2 separate regions of the Homo sapiens genome follow, and region 1 is linked to region 2. The links are chromatin loops, found by intact Hi-C in ENCODE. Cell type or tissue: endothelial cell of umbilical vein. All regions are shown on one strand. Links, peaks and the distances in the headings refer to the core of each region. The heading gives the core; the rest is flanking DNA.

Region 1 (10,932 bases), core at 2,933-10,932, 330 kb after region 2:
ATGGAGAGTAAGTGACTGAGTTGAATCTCCTGACCAAGTATTATTGTGTGAACTGGTGATACTGATTGACTGGGACAAGGTTTCACTCTGTCACCCAGGCTGGAGTGCAGTGGTGCAATCTCTGCTCACTGCAGCCTCCACCTCCCAGGTTCAAACGATTCTCGCGCCTCAACCTCCTGCATAGCTGGGAGTACAGGCACGCGCCACCACACCCTGCTAATTTTTGTATTTTTAGTAGAGACAGGGTTTCACCATGTTGCCCAGGCTGGTTTCAAATTCCTGGCCTCAAGTGTTCCACCCACCTCGGCCTCCCAAAGTGCTGAGATTACAGGCATGAGCCACCGCACCCAGCTGAATTGGTCATTTTTATACCTAATTTTTCCCAAGGGTTTATTGAGTACTTTCAAGGCATTATGCTACATGCCCAGAAACTATTGCTGCCTTCAAGGAACATCCCTCTATCTAGTAGAGGGAGATTGTATGCATGAACATATATAAAAATGAAAGTGTAAGTGTATGTAGAACTATATATGGAGTGGTTGGAAGTACAAAAGAGGGAGTGTTTTTTTCTTCTTATGGGGTAGGGGGGTAATATCAGAAATATTCATAGAGGGGGTGACTCTTGAAGGATCAGTTTTCTCTGGAAGGTTATGGCCTTTGAAATAAAAATTATTCCAGATAGAGCACCAGGAGTGAAGGCCTTGAGATGTAAGATAGCCTAGGCATGTTGGGGCCCATAGTACTGCTGGAGTATTGTTTGTGATTGAGATCATAATGAAAGATAAGATTGGAGTATTAAGCAGAGACCAAATTATAAATTTTAAGTGCCATACAAAAGAGCTTTGATTTTATCTTTTAGACATTTGAGAGCCATTAAAAGACTTTGGGCTGGGGAGTAATGCCTAGTGTTCCATTACTGGAATACTAAGCTTGTGGGAGTTATTTATATCCTCCTGCTCAAGGTCATTGCCAAGGTCTGATCTTTCACAAAAACAATTTGCAACCTCCCACGTAAATGGGTTAAATTTGTGAAGAAGTCACTGGCAGCCACATGATAATGATTTGAAGGGGGAGTGGTGCAAGGCATTCTAAGGATTCTAAGGAGAATTCTAAGGACTATAAGGAGAATCTAAACTGAGGATGACATGTGAGAGTCTAAACTCGGTCAACAGCATTAGTGGCAATGGATAGGAAGGGGTGAGTATAAAAAAATGTAAACAATAGTCACTAACTATGAGTGAAAAGAAGATTCAGAGCAAGTTTGAGTTTATTTTTTTATTTTTTTCAGACAGAGTCTCGCCCTTGTTGCCCAGGCTGGAGTGCAGTGGTGCGATCTCGGCTCACTACAACCTCCGCCTCCTGGGTTCAAGTGATTCTCCTGCCTCAGCCTCCTGAGTAGCTAGGATTACAGGTGTGCACCACCACACCTGGGTAGTTTATGTGTTTTTAGTAGAGACAGGGTTTCATCATATTAGCCAGTCTGGTCTCAAACTCCTGACCTGAGGTGATCTGTCTGCCTCGGGCTCCCAAAGTGTTGGGATTACAGGTGTGAGCCACCACACCCAGCCCGCTATTGTTTCTAAAGGTTTGAAAATCTACTCTAACCCCCTTTTGAGATAATGAAAAAGCTGAAGCCCAGAAGGATTAAATTGAGACCTGGTCCAACGTGTTTGGAATTAGTTGGGGAACTATGATTAGAACCACGTTCTCTTAATTTTCTAACCCAAAATTTAGTAAACCCTATACCCAATTATTGCACTTAAGATTAAGGTGGTTAGCATCTTAGTGTTAATGAGAAGGTCTTGTTGCTGAATCTGTGGTACTAGAAAAGAGTCCTTATGTGCTTAGATGTTGCTAGTTAAAAGTGGCAGCAAAAGTACATAGTCTGAGCTTTACATGAAACATGGGAGCTCCACCAGTAATCCCAGCATTTTTGGAGGCTGAGATGGGAGGATCGCTTGAGCCTGGGAGTTCAAGACCACCCTTGGTAACATGATGAGACCCCCATCTCTACAAAAATTTAAAAAATAAATTAGTTGTGCATGGTGGTGCACACCTGTGTTCTCAGCTATTTGGGCAGCTAAGGTAGGAGGATCACTTGAGCCTAGGAGTTCAAGGCTACAGTGAGCTATAATCACACCATTGCACTCCAGCCTGAGCAACAGAGCGAAACCCTATCTCAAAAAAAAAAAGATGGGAGACAGTTCTTCTGCTATCTGCCTACTGAGACTTTTCTTTTTTTTTTTTAAGGGGTATCATCTTATTTCGTCCTTCACATCTCACTAACAAGTTTGAGGACAAGACTGTGGCATATACAGAGCAAAAAATGACCAGTGGCAAAATTAAAAAGTTTATCCAGGAAAACATGTGAGTACTTCTTTGTATCTTGTCTGGGATTTATTTGCTTGATTTTAGTTTGTTTACCTCAGTTATTAAGCCGAGCTATATTTTGGCGTAAACAGTCTATTTGGGGGGATTGTAATAGTAATAGTTTGAGTTTATATTAAAGCAGTAATGTGTGGGTGTTAGAACTCCTGTTGTCATCCTGTAAGGTATATATTGCTCAGTACTTGTTCTAAATGTTTAAAATCTCTTTCCTTCATAAATGCTATCAATTATTTTGTGGCAACTTTATGATATAGCTAAAAACTTGGCAAGCCAGTTGATAATGGATTATTTCATTTCAGTTTTGGTATCTGCCCTCACATGACAGAAGACAATAAAGATTTGATACAGGGCAAGGACTTACTTATTGCTTACTATGATGTGGACTATGAAAAGAACGCTAAAGGTTCCAACTACTGGAGAAACAGGTAATAAGAATTATGTTTTTCCCTCATGAACAAGTTTACCCAATGTATAGACAGTCCCTTCTAACTATCTTGTTGGTTCCTTAAGAATCTGTAAAACAATAAATGGTTCCTTAAGAAGAGGTAAAAAAAAAAAAAAAAAAATTAAAGTAACTATCCTGTTACCATGTGTGGTATAAAAGCAGGAAAGAATGGGAACATTTGGCTTCCAAATTGTCTACAATTGACTTCAAATGGCTACATTTGAAGCCATAAGGACAAATAAACTGTTTTCACAATCTGTTGGGCATGTATTTCGTAGGTGTTTCTTTGCTTTGTGACACAGTGACTCCAAGTAGAAGGTGGAAATTTGATATAAAATGCACTTAAAACATTGTGCTTACTTGCACATTGAGCCTCTCAGTGCATTTTACCCTTACAAATTTTGTTTTCAGATCAGTTATTATGCCTATAATAGATTTCAGTTATATATTACAGCAAGATTTAGCAGGAATGCACCAGTTGATTGGGTATCACCAATTTGCCAGTGAAGTTCAGTAAGGCATTGAAGTATATCATAACCCTGTGTCAGTGCCCAAGAGCTCAGACTGTTCAGACTGATTCCAGAAGGCTAGAACTATAGAACTTAGTCTTTGCTTTCCAATCACTTGCTTCTTAGTTTCAAAAGTGCTTGACCACCCTGTATAGTCTTGGCACAAATGTCTCTTGTTTCCCACAGGGTAATGATGGTGGCAAAGAAATTCCTGGATGCTGGGCACAAACTCAACTTTGCTGTAGCTAGCCGCAAAACCTTTAGCCATGAACTTTCTGATTTTGGCTTGGAGAGCACTGCTGGAGAGATTCCTGTTGTTGCTATCAGAACTGCTAAAGGAGAGAAGTTTGTCATGCAGGAGGAGTTCTCGTGAGTTGCTAGTTGGGCTTTGATTCTCCAAGGCAATTATTAAAGCCTTTTATACTACAAAGGATTTCTAAAGAACAATAACCCTGGAATGTGAAGATAGGTCTTTTAATCAAGACCTATGACTGTCATTTTTCTCAATTTAAATATAGGTACTTTAGACCAGGCGTGGTGGCTCACGCCTGTAATCCCAGCACTTTGGGAGGCCAAGGCAGGTGGATCGCCTAAGGTCGGGAGTTCGAGACCAGCCTGACCAACATAGAGAAACCCCGTCTCTACTAAAAATGCAAAAAAATTAGCCAGGCACGGTGGTGCATGCCTGCAATCCCAGCTACTCAGGAGGCTGAGGCAGGAGAATCGCTTGAACCTGGGAGGCGGAGGTTGCGGTGAACCAGGATCGTGCCATTGCACTCTGGCCTGGGCAACAAGAGCGAAACTCTGTCTCAAAAAAAGAAATAAATAAAGAAAAATAAATACATATAGGTACTTTAAGGATTATGATCCTTAATGAATTCTGAAAACTAATGAAAGGATGGCAGGTTGGAATTCTTACATGATTCCACTTGGTCATTAGAAATAGCAGATAAAGGGTGAGCACAGTGGCTCACACCTGTAATCCCAGCACTTTGGGAGGCCGAGGCATGTGGATCACAGGAGTTAAAGACCAGCCTGGCCCACATAGTGAAACCCCGTCTCTACTAAAAATACAAAAATTAGCCGGGTGTGACGGTGCGCACCTGTAATTCCAGCTACTGGGGAGGCTGAGGCACCAGAATCACTTGAACCCGGGAGGAAGAGGTTGCAGTGAGCTGAGATCATGCCACTGTTCTCCAGCCTGGGTGACAGAGCAAGACTCTGTCTCAAAAAAAAAAAAAAAAAAAAAGAAAGAAATAGATAAGATTGGACAGCCTCCTTTGGGCCAGATGTGGTGGCTCACACCTATAATCCCAGCACTTTGGGAGGCTGAGGCAGGAAGATCACTTGATCACTTGAGCCCATGAGTTTGAGGCCAGCCTGGGCAACATAGCAAGACCCCGTCTCCAAAAAATTTAAAAATCTAAAAAAAGATTGAACAGTCTCCTTGATACTGACGTAATTTCAAACCAAACCATTCCCCCCCCTCATCCCTACAGAATGTATTTTCTTTTTGAAATAGCACATGGGTCTAAAGTGAACTCAGAATCGGGAAGATCTGAAGACCCCGGAAACAATTTTTACCCTCACTTTCTGAGATTTTGGGAGATTGAGACAAGAGAAAATCTTCCTTGTGAGCCAGTCAATAAAACAAAATACTGTAAATAGTGTGCTCCAGAGCAATAAGACCTTGTTTTCTTACAAAGATGAATCTCCAGAAGACCAATGATTCTCCTTTCTCTGAACTTTGTAATCCACAAAGAACACACTAGAAATAAAAGGAACGGTTTGTTTCTTCAGTCGGTAGTTCTGCATATTGAGAGATGAGAGTCCCCCTTTTTTAGCCTTGAAAAGCTAAAATACATAGTAACTATTCAAAGAAATTGCTGTAATTTTCTCAGCGGTGGGAATAGATTAACAAGCCTTACCCTTGTTTTCCAATTGTAGGCGTGATGGGAAGGCTCTGGAGAGGTTCCTGCAGGATTACTTTGATGGCAATCTGAAGAGATACCTGAAGTCTGAACCTATCCCAGAGAGCAATGATGGGCCTGTGAAGGTGAGGTGCTCACAGCCTCATCAAGCTATGAGCAATTGCCTGTCCTCATTTCTTTGTTCCAAAACTGTGGGGTCTAAATGAAGACTTCGTTGGCCATCTCTTTTTTTTTTTGTCCTTACTCCCGAGTCATAAAATAAGCATTGGCAGGCCAAGCGGTGGCTCATGCCTGTAATCCCAGCACTTTGGGAGGCAAAGGCGGGCACATCACAAGGTCAAGAGTTTGAGACCAGCCTGCCCAACATGGTGAAACCCCGTATCTACTAAAAACACAAAAAAATCAGCCGGGCATGGTGGCGGGCGCCTGTAAGCCCAGCTACTCGGGAGGCTGAGGCAGGAGAATCGCCTGAACCCAGGAAGCAGAGGTTGCAGTGAGTCAAGATTATGCCACTGCACTCCAGCCTGGGCGACAAGAGCGAAACTCCATCTCAAAAAAAAAAAAAGCATTGGCAGGGCTCATAATGCTTGGTAGGGGCAAGCGTGTAAAGCCTGCGTAGAATTTTCTGATGAAATTTATATTGGGCTAAGTTACTCTTGAGGATAGAGCAACCCCTAAGAACAGTGTGTTGCTTTGAATTTTTTATAGGGATGTGGTCTTACTCTGTTGCCTCAGCCTTCTGAGTAGCTTGGACTGCAGGCATGTGCCACCAAGCTTGGCTTGAAATTATTTTAAGGAATGGTTGGGTAGCACTTCTATGTCCTGTAACTTCCTGAACATAGTTTGACAGGTGACAGACATAGGAACGAGTTGGTATCTAGTGAATGACAACATCTTTAATACAATCTGTAAATGTGATTTGGGTTTCCATGACTTATTTTCTGTGGTAACACATCAAATTAGAGAGGGATTGGGTCTAGGAACAAATACAGTTGTGAATTTATTTTTTTATGTTACCAACTAGAGATTCTTCTGTGTTTTCCAGGTAGTGGTAGCAGAGAATTTTGATGAAATAGTGAATAATGAAAATAAAGATGTGCTGATTGAATTTTATGCCCCTTGGTGTGGTCACTGTAAGAACCTGGAGCCCAAGTATAAAGAACTTGGCGAGAAGGTAAGTGTGAACCCTATTCTGAGGATAACATTTGAGCGGGAGCAGTAAGTTTATGTATGTATTCAGCATTGGCTAATTTGGTTGGTTCCTAAGTACTGATAGATTTTTTTCCCAATTACTTGCTGTTTACTCACTTTCTCGTGACTGCCCCCTAGTGCTCCAGCCTGTGCAGTGCCTGAGATACCCACTTTTAACATTCCATTCCTCAGGCTCAATCTAGATAATGGTTAAAAATATCTAAGGACTTCTGAATTTTGGTAATGGCTTACATGAATCCATATGGTCCTTCATCTTAAAACATTTGGCTTAGCCCCTGTAATGTCTTATTCAGACCAGGTAAATTTGAAGGTGGCAATATGTAGAGTCTTAATACAAGAGAAAAAAGGGAAGCTTGTGGAAAGTGAGGTACTACCATCTGCAAACCACTCTTCCCACATGAACAGCAGTTTATCTGCTGGAATTACAGGTGCGCACCACCACACCCGGCTAATTTTTGTATTTTTAGTGTTTGAAGAATGAGATTGTTTTAAGTCTTCAATTGACTAAGTGTCCCTCTGTCACTGAAAACTTGAAATGTAAACATTTAACCTGTTTTATTAACAGCTCAGCAAAGACCCAAATATCGTCATAGCCAAGATGGATGCCACAGCCAATGATGTGCCTTCTCCATATGAAGTCAGAGGGTAAGTGGCTTAAAACTTAACAAAAGTGTCTAGGCAATAGATAGGAATAAAGCTTGTAACCACCAGGAAATCATTACTAGACATAGTTTTCATATTCAGTTGAAGGCAGAACCACTGATTCCTTCTTGGCTTAAGAGTTCTGCAGTATGGGCCCACATAACTGCTTGAAATTAATAAATGTTTCTTTCCCCAGTTTTCCTACCATATACTTCTCTCCAGCCAACAAGAAGCTAAATCCAAAGAAATATGAAGTAAGTGAATTGTCCCATATCCCCACAAATATATACACAGACGTAAACACACAACCTTAAACATAGTTCTTTAATTGGGTTTATTTATTTATTTAATTATTTTTTGAGACGGAGTTTCGCTCTTGTTGCCTGGGCTGGAGTGCAATGGCGTGATCTCGGCTCACCGTTCAAGCGATTCTCCTGCCTCAGCCTCCCGAGTAGCTGGGATTACAGGCATGCGCCACCACCCCGGCTAATTTTGTATTTTTAGTAGAGATGGGGTTTCTCCATGTTGGTTGGGCTGGTCTTGAACTCCTAACCTCAGGTGATCAGCCTGCCTTGGCCTCCCAAAGTGCTGGGATTACAGGCGTGAGCCACCGTGCTAGGCTAATTGGGTTTATTTAACTAAAATCTCTTTAAACTCTCATGGGCAGTATATGTGGCTGCTAATATGCTTTTACAAACTCAGAAGTCTTCCTGTTTGGGTGGGGCAGATCAGGGTTCTTTAAAAAGTTACACTTTTAAGCTGATCTTTCTGTTTTCAGGGTGGCCGTGAATTAAGTGATTTTATTAGCTATCTACAAAGAGAAGCTACAAACCCCCCTGTAATTCAAGAAGAAAAACCCAAGAAGAAGAAGAAGGCACAGGAGGATCTCTAAAGCAGTAGCCAAACACCACTTTGTAAAAGGACTCTTCCATCAGAGATGGGAAAACCATTGGGGAGGACTAGGACCCATATGGGAATTATTACCTCTCAGGGCCGAGAGGACAGAATGGATATAATCTGAATCCTGTTAAATTTTCTCTAAACTGTTTCTTAGCTGCACTGTTTATGGAAATACCAGGACCAGTTTATGTTTGTGGTTTTGGGAAAAATTATTTGTGTTGGGGGAAATGTTGTGGGGGTGGGGTTGAGTTGGGGGTATTTTCTAATTTTTTTTGTACATTTGGAACAGTGACAATAAATGAGACCCCTTTAAACTGTCTTATTTTCCACCAGATTGAGAACCAGATGTTCTCTACACACTATCACTGTTCAATAGAGCTTTCTTCAGTGATGGAAATGCTCTGTAATCTACACTGTTCAGTACAGGTAGCTACGGAGCATCTGAAATATGGCTAGAAACTACATTTTTGTTTTGATTAATTTAAATAGCCATACAGTTGCTACCATACTGGTCACGGCAGCTGTAGACTGACTGGGTCCATAGTTCATCACCTCAAAATTCTTTCAAAATTTATTATCTCTTTCTCTCCTTACATGTTTATTTCCCAGGCCTACCCTGGTGATTAGAACAGCTGAAGGGCCTTTCTTGTTAGGCTGTCCATGCCCTAAGGATGGGTTCCTGTTTATCCTTGCCACGCAGCTGAGCTTACTGCATGTTTATATCTCCCAAGGACTGTTCTCTGCTCAGAAATGCCCTGTCAAGGGTGTGGCATCACGCAGTTTCATCCAAGTTGTTTCAGGAATTGCTGACACTGCTGGGTGCAGTTCTATCCCCTAAAGCCTAGGGTGTGGCCCTTTAACTTCCCCTTCAGTAGAACTGGGAAAGGCAGTACCATTCCTAGTTATGAGTGAAGCATCCACTTTCTTTTGTAACAATGAGGAACAGAAAGGATAAGACTGAAGAGTGATCTTTTGTCCAACTAAACCATTTATCTCCTTTTGTAGGTAAATTCAAATCCTGCCCAGTTATAGTTTTCAGTCACTGGAGAATTCCAGGTAGGAGCCCTACTTTAGGTGATCCTAGGAACTCCTATGTTCAGAAAAGAATTTTCTTCCTACTATATAATTACAGTATTTAGCTGTCAATTTTAAGATGAATTTGGTAGAGCCTTATAGTAAAGTATGTATCTTGGTCACACACAAAGCTTGGAAAAAGTAAAAGATGTCTAAACCATAATCTTGTAACTCATAACATCTGGGCTGGGGCCCGGGGATCTAATTGTTTAGAGAGCCCCAAAAGTGGCTCAGATGTAAAGCCAGGGTTAAGAACCATCTGCCTTGGAAGATTTAAGGGAAACATATAAACTTGTACAAAGGACACAGAAGCAGTCAGTTTTAATTTTTTAGCCATGTTGGTAAAAGTTCATTTTCAGTACATGGGTAACACCCAGGCCCTTTCCCATTATATCCAGGTATGCTACAAGTTCTTTTAACTCTTATCAGAAGTTATTATTACTGTTTCCTTAGAGAGGCTACCAGGCTAAAATTCACTTAGTTTGGTTTGTCTAATGTCCTCATTATTTTATCCTGAAGATGATGTCATTTCTCAGGACTTGAAAATGACTTGGCTGAACTAAAGGTAAAAAAGCCAAGCCTCTGTCACTTTTCCTAGACTCCTAGGCACAGCTATGGAGTCTTTGCACAGTGCCCATACCCTAAAAATTAATAATGAAAACCAAACCTCAAGAACCTAGAGCAGCTCTCTACTTGCCACCATGGACTCCAGTGGTCAGCATAAGAAAAGCAGATAGTTGCATTCTATTTAGTTTATAGCTGCTTTGTTCCTTTGTGTTTCACTAAGCAGAGGCTCAAAAATTCCCTTGATAACTTCAGCTGCCCCTGTTCTTTTCCTCAAACTCCAGGATGAGACCTTTAATGTGGGACAATTTCTGGTGAAGGTACTCACAGCGACGCTTTTCTTCTCTGTAACTTGGGTACTGCTGCAGAGAAAAAGCATCCATGTCAAAAAGTAAAAATTCTCATTCTACCTTGCTTCCGTTCCCAGACCTTGTCTTACCTTCCTGAACTTTTTATATTCCTGGATTATCTTGTCTTCCAGGACCTGAAACAGAAATTACTAGCACTGAGTTCAACATTAAGAAATGAGAGAGGGGCGGCCAGGCATGGTGGCTCACGCCTGTAATCCCAGCACTTTGGGCGGCTGAGGCAGGCAGATAACGAGGTCAGGAGATCTTGACCATCCTGGCTAACACAGTGAAACCCGTCTCTACTAAAAAAATACAAAAAAATTAGCTGGGCGTGGTGGCAGGCGCTTGTAGTCTCAGCTGCTCGGGAGGCTGCGGCAGGAGAATGGGGCAGGAGAATGGCGTGAACCCGGGAGGCGGAGCTTGCAGTGAGCCAAGATCACGCTACTGCACTCCAGCCTGGGCAACCAAGTGAGACTGTCTCAAAAAGAAAAAAAAAAGAGAGAGGGGCCAGGCGCAGTGGCTCACACCTGTAATCCCAGCGCTTTGGGAGACTGAGGTGGGTGGATCACTTGAAGTCAGGAGTTCAAGACCAGCCTGGCCAACATGGTAAAACCCTGTCTCTACTAAAAATACAAAAAGTGGCTGGGCATGGTGGCACATACCTATAATCCCAGCTATTCGGAAAGCTGAGGCATGAGAATCGCTTTAGCCTAAGAGGTGGAGGTTGCAGCGAGCCAAGATTGCGCCACTGCACTCCAGCTTGAGAGACGGAGCTAGACTGTCCCCCCAAAAAAAGAAGGGAAGTAACTTCCCTTCTCATTCTACCAAATGATACAGACTAATTTTTCCCTTCAAACAGGTTTCCTTGTCACTTTGCTTAGTCACTTTATAAACACAGGTGTATGGATGGTTAGCAG
Region 2 (8,000 bases), core at 1-8,000:
ATTATGGAGTAAAGAAATTATGGGGCTAAGCACAGTTGCTCATATCTGTAATTCTAGCACGTTGGGAAGATGAGGCAGGAGGATCACTTGAGCCCAGGCGTCTGAGACCAGCCTGGGCAACACAGTTGAAAAAAAAGTTGAAAAAAAAAAAAATTAGCCAGACACGGCAGCACATGCCTGTAGTCCTAGCCACTCAGGGGGTTCAGGCAGGAGGATTGCTTGAGCCTAGGAATTTGGGGCTGCCGTGAGCTATTACTGCACCACTGCACCTCAGCCTGGGTGACAGAGTGAGACCCTGTCTCTAAAAAGAAAAAGAAATTATGGAAAAATTAATTCCATTAAGTCTGAAAAACTTTAAATTTGGGATGTTAAACATCTCATATTTTGCTCTGTGGGAAACTAAGGAGAAATAAAAAGTCTGTTAAAAGTAAACATGATTCCCAAAATAAGAAAAACTAATCTAAGAAATGAGGAATTATATAAATTATTTTCACCGTAGGGCACGGTGGCTCACACTTGTATTCCTAACACTTCTGGACGCCAAGGTGGGAGGACTGCTTGATCCCAAGAGTTTGAAACCAGACTGGACAACACAGTGAGAAGCCATCTCTACAAAGAATAGAAAAATTAGCCGGTATGGTGGCGCATGCTTGTGGTCCTAGCTACTTGGGAGGCTGAAGCCCAAGAGGTAAAGGCTTCAGTGAGCCATGTTCACGCCACTTCACTCCAGCCTGGGTGACAGAGTGAGACCCTATCTCAAAATAAATTAATAAATACATTTATGAAGTCAGTCATTTCAAATTGATACAACTGGCAGATAAAGACAAAAATGTGTATCTATAAAATATTTAACAAAATTTCTCATGACAGCTCATCAATCTATCCAGAATACACTATAGTCCCTCAAGGTATAAAAAAATAAGGTAAGCTCAAGCTCACAAAACAGTAGCAGTACATCTTAGTCTGTTTTCTGCTGCTATAACAGAATTCCCACCAGACTGGGAAATTGATAAAGAAAAAGATTTACAGGATTTGGCTCATGGTTCTGAATGCTGAAATGTCCAAGGACATGGCACTAGCATCTAGACGGCCAGCTGGTAAGGGCCTTCTAGCTGCATCGTAACACGGTGGAAAGACATCACATGGTGAGGGTGCATTCAAGAAGGTGGAAAGGGGGCCAAACTGCCCCTTCAGCCTTTTATAATTAACCCATGCTCACGGCAACAGCCTTAATGCATACATATGGGCAGTGCCCCCACGACCTAATTACCTCTTTTTTGTGTATGTGTGGTCAACTTCTGTAGCTTTATACCAATACCACTAATTACCTCTCAACACTGTTGCACTGGGGGTTAAGTTTCCAACACATGCCACATTCAAACCACAGCACAGTACATATTAGGATTTGGGCACTAACCATTTTGTGAACCAATGGAGCCCAAAAGATTCTATAAAAATAATGCTTACCTGATGGGTGTGGTGGGGGGATCCTCACTTCGAGCCTCATTCTCTTGCCTGGCTTCACAGATACAGCTCAACACAGACATGGTCTTCTGGGGACTAAGACAATATATTAAAGCAATATATTGTTAACTTTGAAAAGAAAAGTACTTTTGGAGATTATCCTTTTATGCACAGAGGAAATAAAATGCTTTCTCTGCATATCAAACTCCAAACCACCTTACACCAAAATGCAAATTCTCCATACTTGTTTTGAATTAGCATAATTTAAAATTCTCAAGGAAGATTCACTGGAAATAAGGTGGACAGAGGACTGTATTAAATACCATAAAGATGCGATCAGCAAAATCCAGAATGTAGAAAACCATACAACAATCTGTACCTTCAACAAATAATTTGCAAGCAAGAGGCAAAAAAAAAAAAAAAAAAAAAAAAAAAAGACTGGAGGGGTACTCTGTATTTTAAAAGACTTAAAGAGATATAATCAAATGCAATATGCAGACCTTATTTAGATCTTGAGTCAAACTGTAAAACACCATTTATGAGACAATCAGAGAAATCTGAACATTGAATATTTCATGATATTAAGGAACCATTGTCAATTTTTTAAAGTATGATAATAGTAATACGGTTAAGTTTAAAATAAGAATCCTTATCTTTTGGAGACAGCACTGAAGTATTTCAGATAAAATTATATAATGCTGAAATTATCTTCAAAATAATTCAGTAGGGAGGGGGGTGCTGGAAATATAAATGAATCAAGACTGGCCATAAGAAATTTTTGGAACTGGGTGATGAATACATGGCAGTCCATTATACTACTCTCTCTACTTTCGTATATGCTTGAAACCTTCTGTAGTAAAATGATTGAGAAATAAGGTGACAGCAAGTAATTTGAACAGAGTACAGTTACAAACAACACTTAAAAGTTTCATGTACGCTGGGCACGGTGGCTTATACCTGTAATCCTACCACTTTGGGAGGCCAAGCCAGGTGGATCACTTGAGCTTCAGGAGTTAGAGACTAGCCTGGGCAACATGACGAAACCCCATCTCTACTAAAAACACAAAAATTAGCCCCTGGTGGCAGGTGCCTGTAGTCCCAGCACCCTGTGGGGTTGAGGCAGGAGGATCGCTTGAGCCTGGGAGGTCAAGGCTGCAGTGAACTGTGATTGCACCACTGCACTGCAGCCTGGTTGACAAAGTGAGACCCTGTCTCAAACAAACAAACAAAAAATCTCCACCTAAATGCAGATGAACCAAGGACCACTTCCAATATTGTGACAGAGCTTACTTTAGATGATTTGTTAGAGTGAACACAATAGCAAACAAGTCGAATTTTTTTAAATTTAGATTCTTATATAGAAAAATTTATTCACAACAATATCAAAAATTTCATCTCATTCTAGGATCCACCATTCCAACCCTCTGCTCAAAGTTTTTCCTTATTTTCTCCTCTCTACTTTCTACCCTAAGAGTTCTAGAAGCTTCAGCAACATACTCTGTTCCCTCTGAATATGCACAAGTACAGACTAATAACAACTTATTCCTGGCCAAAAATTCTGTTAAAGCCAAATGGACCAGATACACACTCCACTTTCTTCAGCTTCTAAGACTATATATCATTAAGGGATCTTCAAATGAAAAAGGACTCTACGGTACTTATGTTTCAGATTAAATATACTAATAGCCCAATGAGGAACTAATCTCTCTAAGACATAGCTAAGAACAGATCAAAAGACTTTGAAAAAGGTCAGAAACTCACAAGTGAGGTCACATTTAGTCCACAGGCCTCTTTTATTTGATATTTTATTTTTAAAAATCCAGATTTCTTTCTAAAAACAAAGATGTGGCAACAAGAAGTTTGCAGTTTCACATGACAACTACTGGCTGGAGTTGAGTGGGGCACACCCTTTCACATGGACCATACATTCAGTTTGCCATTGTCCTCAACACTCTGTCTTGCGGGCGGATCACGAGGTCAGGAGATCGAGACCATCCTGGCTAACACGGTGAAACCCCGTCTCCACTAAAAATACAAAAAAAAAATTAGCCAGGCGTGGTGGCTGGCACCTGTAGTCCCAGCTACTTGGGAGGCTGAGGCAGGAGAATGGTGTGGACCCGGGAGGCGGAGCTTGCAGTGAGCGGAGATCGTGCCACTGCACTCCAGCCTGGATGACAGAGTGAGACTCCGTCTCAAAAAAAAAAACAAAAAAAAAACACTCTGTCTTGTACCTAGCCACTTTAGTTATTAACAGTACCCGCCTAGCCTCTAATTTAAGAATTCTTGGTGGGGCATGGTAGCTCACATCTGTAATCCTAGCACTTTGGGAAGTCAAGGCAGGTGGATCACTTGAGCCCAGGAGTTCAAGGCCAGCCTGGGCAACATAGTAAAATCCTCATCTCTACAAAAAATACAAAAATTAGCCAGATGAGGTGGTACATGCCTGTAGCCCCAGCTACTCAGGTGGCTGAGGCAGGAGGATAGCTGGAGGTCAGGATGTTGAGGTCACAGTGAGCCATGATCTCACCACCGCACTCCAGCCTGGGCAACAGAGCAAGATTCTGTCTCAAAAAATAAAAAAGAAAATAAAAGAAGAATTCTTGCCTATGTTTCACCAACTGCTATTAGCGTTTTCAGGCTGGATGACTCATGCCTGAAACAATTGTATTCTCACAGCCACCAGATGGCAAAGCTTACCAACCAAAACCTCAGTATGGGGTCATACTCGTCCTCAAAGCATTACAACATCCATGACAAAGCAAAAATAACAGCTCAACATAGTAGTTAATTTGGCAGGCAGAAGAGAAAATGACCTGAGGCTGCAGCTGAGTATGCGATTGCAGAAGGAACAAGGTCTGTAGCTATCTCTTGTTAATCCTTCTTTTTCTCATCAATTGGATCAACAATCCTGAGATTGTGGAGACTCTTGTATCAGCAACAGAAAAAAGGGGGGAAAGGAACTCTCACATGAACAAAAGTAAAGACATTTCAATTATCTTAGTTCTAGGTGTAGAAAAAAGCTTCACTGAACTTAAAAAAGTATTAACTAAAAAGTCTATGATCCATTCAAAACATTGCTAAATCCTTTATGAAAGAGTCTCATTTTAACTTTCTCATTTTAACTTTTTTCCTTTGTTGATAAACCATCTACCCTCATCACCAGTAGCTGTGTATTAAACTCTAAATAGCATCCAGCTTTGGTTACCTGGCAACAGACTCAGCAACAGCAGTAGATCCATTTTTTCTTTCACCAGTTGCAGGCTCTGAATAAAAACAAAACCAAGGAGAGAAAGGAAAGAGAAACAGAATTTAGTTAGTATCACACCTAAACCTTCACTCTGCTCTACTAGTATTTGCAAAAAATAACAAAAAGAAATAAAAATAAGTAAAACTAGTAAGTATAAACATACAAACATTTCTTGTAATTTTATTTATTTATTTCTTTATTTTGAGACAGTCTCACTCTATCACCCAAGCTGGAGGGCAGTAGCGTGATCTCAGCTCACTGCAACCTCCGCCTCCTGGGTTCAAGCGATCTCCTGCCTCAACCTCCCGAGTAGCTGGGACTACAGGCATGCGCCACCACGTCCAGCTAATTTTTTGTATTTTTTAGGAAAGACAGGGTTTTGCCAAGTTTCCCAAGCTGGTCTCAAACTCCTGAAATCAAGTGATCTGCCAGATTTCTTGTTTTTTGTTTGTTTGTTTTGAGACAACAGTCTCGCTCTGTCACCCAGGCTGCAGTGCAGGCCAGATTTGTTTTAATTTTTTTTTTTTTTTTTTTTTGAGACAGAGTCTCACTCTGTCGCCCAGGCTGGAGTGCAGTGGCGCAATCTCGGCTCACTGCAAGCTCTGCCTCCCGGGTTCACGCCATTCTCCTGCCTCAGCCTCCCCAGCAGCTGAAACTACAGGTGCCCGCCACCACGCCCGGCTAATTTTTTTGTATTTTTAGTCGAGACGGGGTTTCACCGTGTTAGCCAGGATGGTCTCAATCTCCTGACCTCGTGATCCGCCCGCCTCGGTCTCCCAAAGTGCTGGGATTACAGGCAAGAGCCACTGTGCCCGGCTGGCTATTTCTTGTAATTTAATGGTACAAGTTTTTCTCACTTCCACCAATCAATTTTCTTTCAAACTTCCTATAAAAGACTAATAAGATTGGCAAGAAATACAATACAATGAGTAACTTTTTTTTTTTTTGGAGACAGAGTCTTACTCCGTTGCCCAGGCTAGAGTGCAGCGGCGTAATCTCGACTTGCTGCAACCTGTGTCTCCTGGGTTCAAGCGATTCTCATGCCTCACCCTCCTGAGTAGCTGGGATTACAGGTGTGCACCACCACACCCAGCTAATTTTTGTATTTTTAGTAGAGATGGGGTTTCACCATGTTGACCAGGCTGGTCTCAAACTTCCGACCTCAGGTGATTCACCCGCCTCAGGTTCCCAAAGTGTGCTGGGATTACACATACGAGCTACGACACCTAGCCCTTAGCAGTAATATTCTTTTTTTTTTTTTTTTTTTTTTTTTTTGGAGACAGAATCTCACTCTGTTGCTCAGGCTGGAGTGCAGTGGCATGATCTCAGCTCACTGCAACCTCCGCCTCTCGGGTTCAAGAGATTCTGCTGCCTTAGCCTCCCGAGTAGCTGGGATTACAGGTACCTGCCACCATGTCCGGCTAATTTTTATATTTTTAGTAGAGATGGGGTTTCACCATCTTGGCCAGGCTGGTCTCGAACTCCTGACCTCAGGTGATCCACCCACCTCAGCCTCCCAAAGTGCTGGGATTACAGGCATGAGCCACCACACCCGGCCAGCAGTAACATTCTTAAATGAAAATTAAACTTCTGAATCCAAATTCATCTCTGCCCATATAAGAAGTTAAAAAAGTATGTAATAATACAAAATTAAAAACCAAAAACTTTTTAAAATTTATATCATATTAAAAACAAATTAAAAATAAAAGAACTTAATAAAATAAGTAGAAAATATTTTAGGTTGATGAACTAATTTTAAATAGTTTTTAGAGCACCCACAAATAGAAGGTACCCAAGTTCTTCCCAAAGTGCTTTAGGACAGACACTTCAAAAACAAAGGGTGGCCAGGCACGGTGGCTCACTCATGTAATCCCAATACTTTGAGAGGCCAAGGCAGGAGGATCGCTTGAGCCCAGGAGTTCAACACCAGCCTGGCTAACATGGCGAAGCCCCATCTCTATAATAAATACAAAAATTAACCAGGCATGGGTGGTGGGCGTGCCTGTAGTCCCACCTACTCAGGGGGCTAAGATGGGAGGATCGCTTGAGCCTGGGAGATGGAGGCTGCAGTGAGCTGAGATCACCCCATTGCACTCCAGCCTGGGTGACAGGGAGAAGCCCTGTCTCAACAACAATAACAACAAAAAGAAACAAAAAGGACATTTTCAAGAACATGCAGCAACAGATTAAAGGTCGTACTGAAAAAAATCCCATATTCTCACAACAATGTCACTAATTTCAAGGGATTAAAATTTGTTCATTTACAATTTATACCAGCCTTAGAGAAAACAACCCTTAAATGGTTTTTAATTATTTCTAAAATATTCATGACCCAACATAATCTAAACAGTCCATCAGGGAGGCAGCTGAAATTCAGTTGGAGCCCTGGCTCTGAAATAGAAACCTGGCTCACACCCTGGCTATTGCACTTAATAGTCCAACCTAGGAGTAAACTACTTTGTCATTTTGAGTCTCAGTGTCCTCCTCTATAAGATAAAAACACAACAAACCTAAAAAGTTTGTTGTAAGGATGAAATGATGTAAGTAACACTGAATACAGTCCTTGATACTATGCTCCTGGTATTAGGAAAGGTAGTAAAATTTACTGATATAACCATCCTTAACACTTCGCTAGTTGTAATTTCAGATCCAAAGGTAAAGTAAGATTTAAGGCTATCACATACTCTCTCTCTTGACAAACCCTTTTTAAAATTTTTATTTTTGAGATGAGATGTCACTATGTTGCCCAGGCTGGTCTTGTACTTCTGGGTTTAAGCACACCTCCCACCTCAGCCTCTGGCATTGCTGGGATTATAGAAGCGCACCAACCACCATGCCTGGCAATAAGCCCTTATTTATTCCGGAAAAGATGATAGTAAGGATGGAACCATGTAATACTTTAACTCAGTCTACTGAGTTGCTAAGATTCAAATCAGTAAGTACCACAGCATCAAAGATTTGGAACCAGACTTCCTGGATTTGTATCCCGGCTACTCCATTTACTAGCTATGTTTAGGGAAGGCGCTCAACCTTCCTGTGCCTCAGTTTCCTCATCTGTAAAAGGAGGATAATAATAGGATCTAGTTCATCGGCTTCTTATGAGATTTAATGAGCTATACATGTGAAGTACCTGGTATACAGTAAGAGCTAAAAATGTATTAGCTAAAATTACTTTTCTCTGGTCTCAGGGAAGAAGAAGTCCTGCTTATCCAACCTATTCTGTGTAGTCTTCAATAGCTTCCCCTCCCAACTTCTTCAGGGCCTTAATTCATCAACTGTTTCCCCCAAT

The links. Peaks named below come from ENCODE experiments on the same cell type or tissue, not always from the same donor. Only the 100,000 strongest peaks of a DNase experiment are listed, where the experiment ranks them.
Region 1: it touches region 2 in a loop (7-fold over the local background); 10 of 110 quality-filtered maps call a loop at or near these places.

Annotation. Positions count from the first base shown.
Region 1 is chr15:43,763,200-43,774,131 of GRCh38, forward strand. It overlaps PDIA3 (protein disulfide isomerase family A member 3), which reads left to right. Exons shown (of 13, transcript NM_005313.5): 5 at 1-7; 6 at 2,251-2,367; 7 at 2,688-2,813; 8 at 3,529-3,711; 9 at 5,290-5,398; 10 at 6,319-6,447; 11 at 7,051-7,130; 12 at 7,324-7,381; 13 at 7,906-10,079. The coding sequence ends at 8,019. ELL3 (elongation factor for RNA polymerase II 3) reads right to left here. Exons shown (of 11, transcript NM_025165.3): 10 at 10,105-10,149; 11 at 9,421-10,027. The coding sequence ends at 9,917. Among named protein-coding and RNA genes, the nearest start is that of ELL3, 8.3 kb to the right of the region's middle. In endothelial cell of umbilical vein, for the core only: a CTCF peak has its summit at 6,601 (motif pointing left); a DNase peak (open chromatin) is centred at 6,582.
Region 2 is chr15:43,436,857-43,444,856 of GRCh38, forward strand. TP53BP1 (tumor protein p53 binding protein 1) reads right to left here. Exons shown (of 28, transcript NM_001141980.3): 15 at 4,670-4,727; 16 at 1,468-1,560. Among named protein-coding and RNA genes, the nearest start is that of TP53BP1, 52 kb to the right of the region's middle. RefSeq lists an enhancer at 5,158-5,761. In endothelial cell of umbilical vein, for the core only: a CTCF peak has its summit at 4,148 (motif pointing right); a DNase peak (open chromatin) is centred at 4,175; H3K27ac peaks cover 1,862 bases.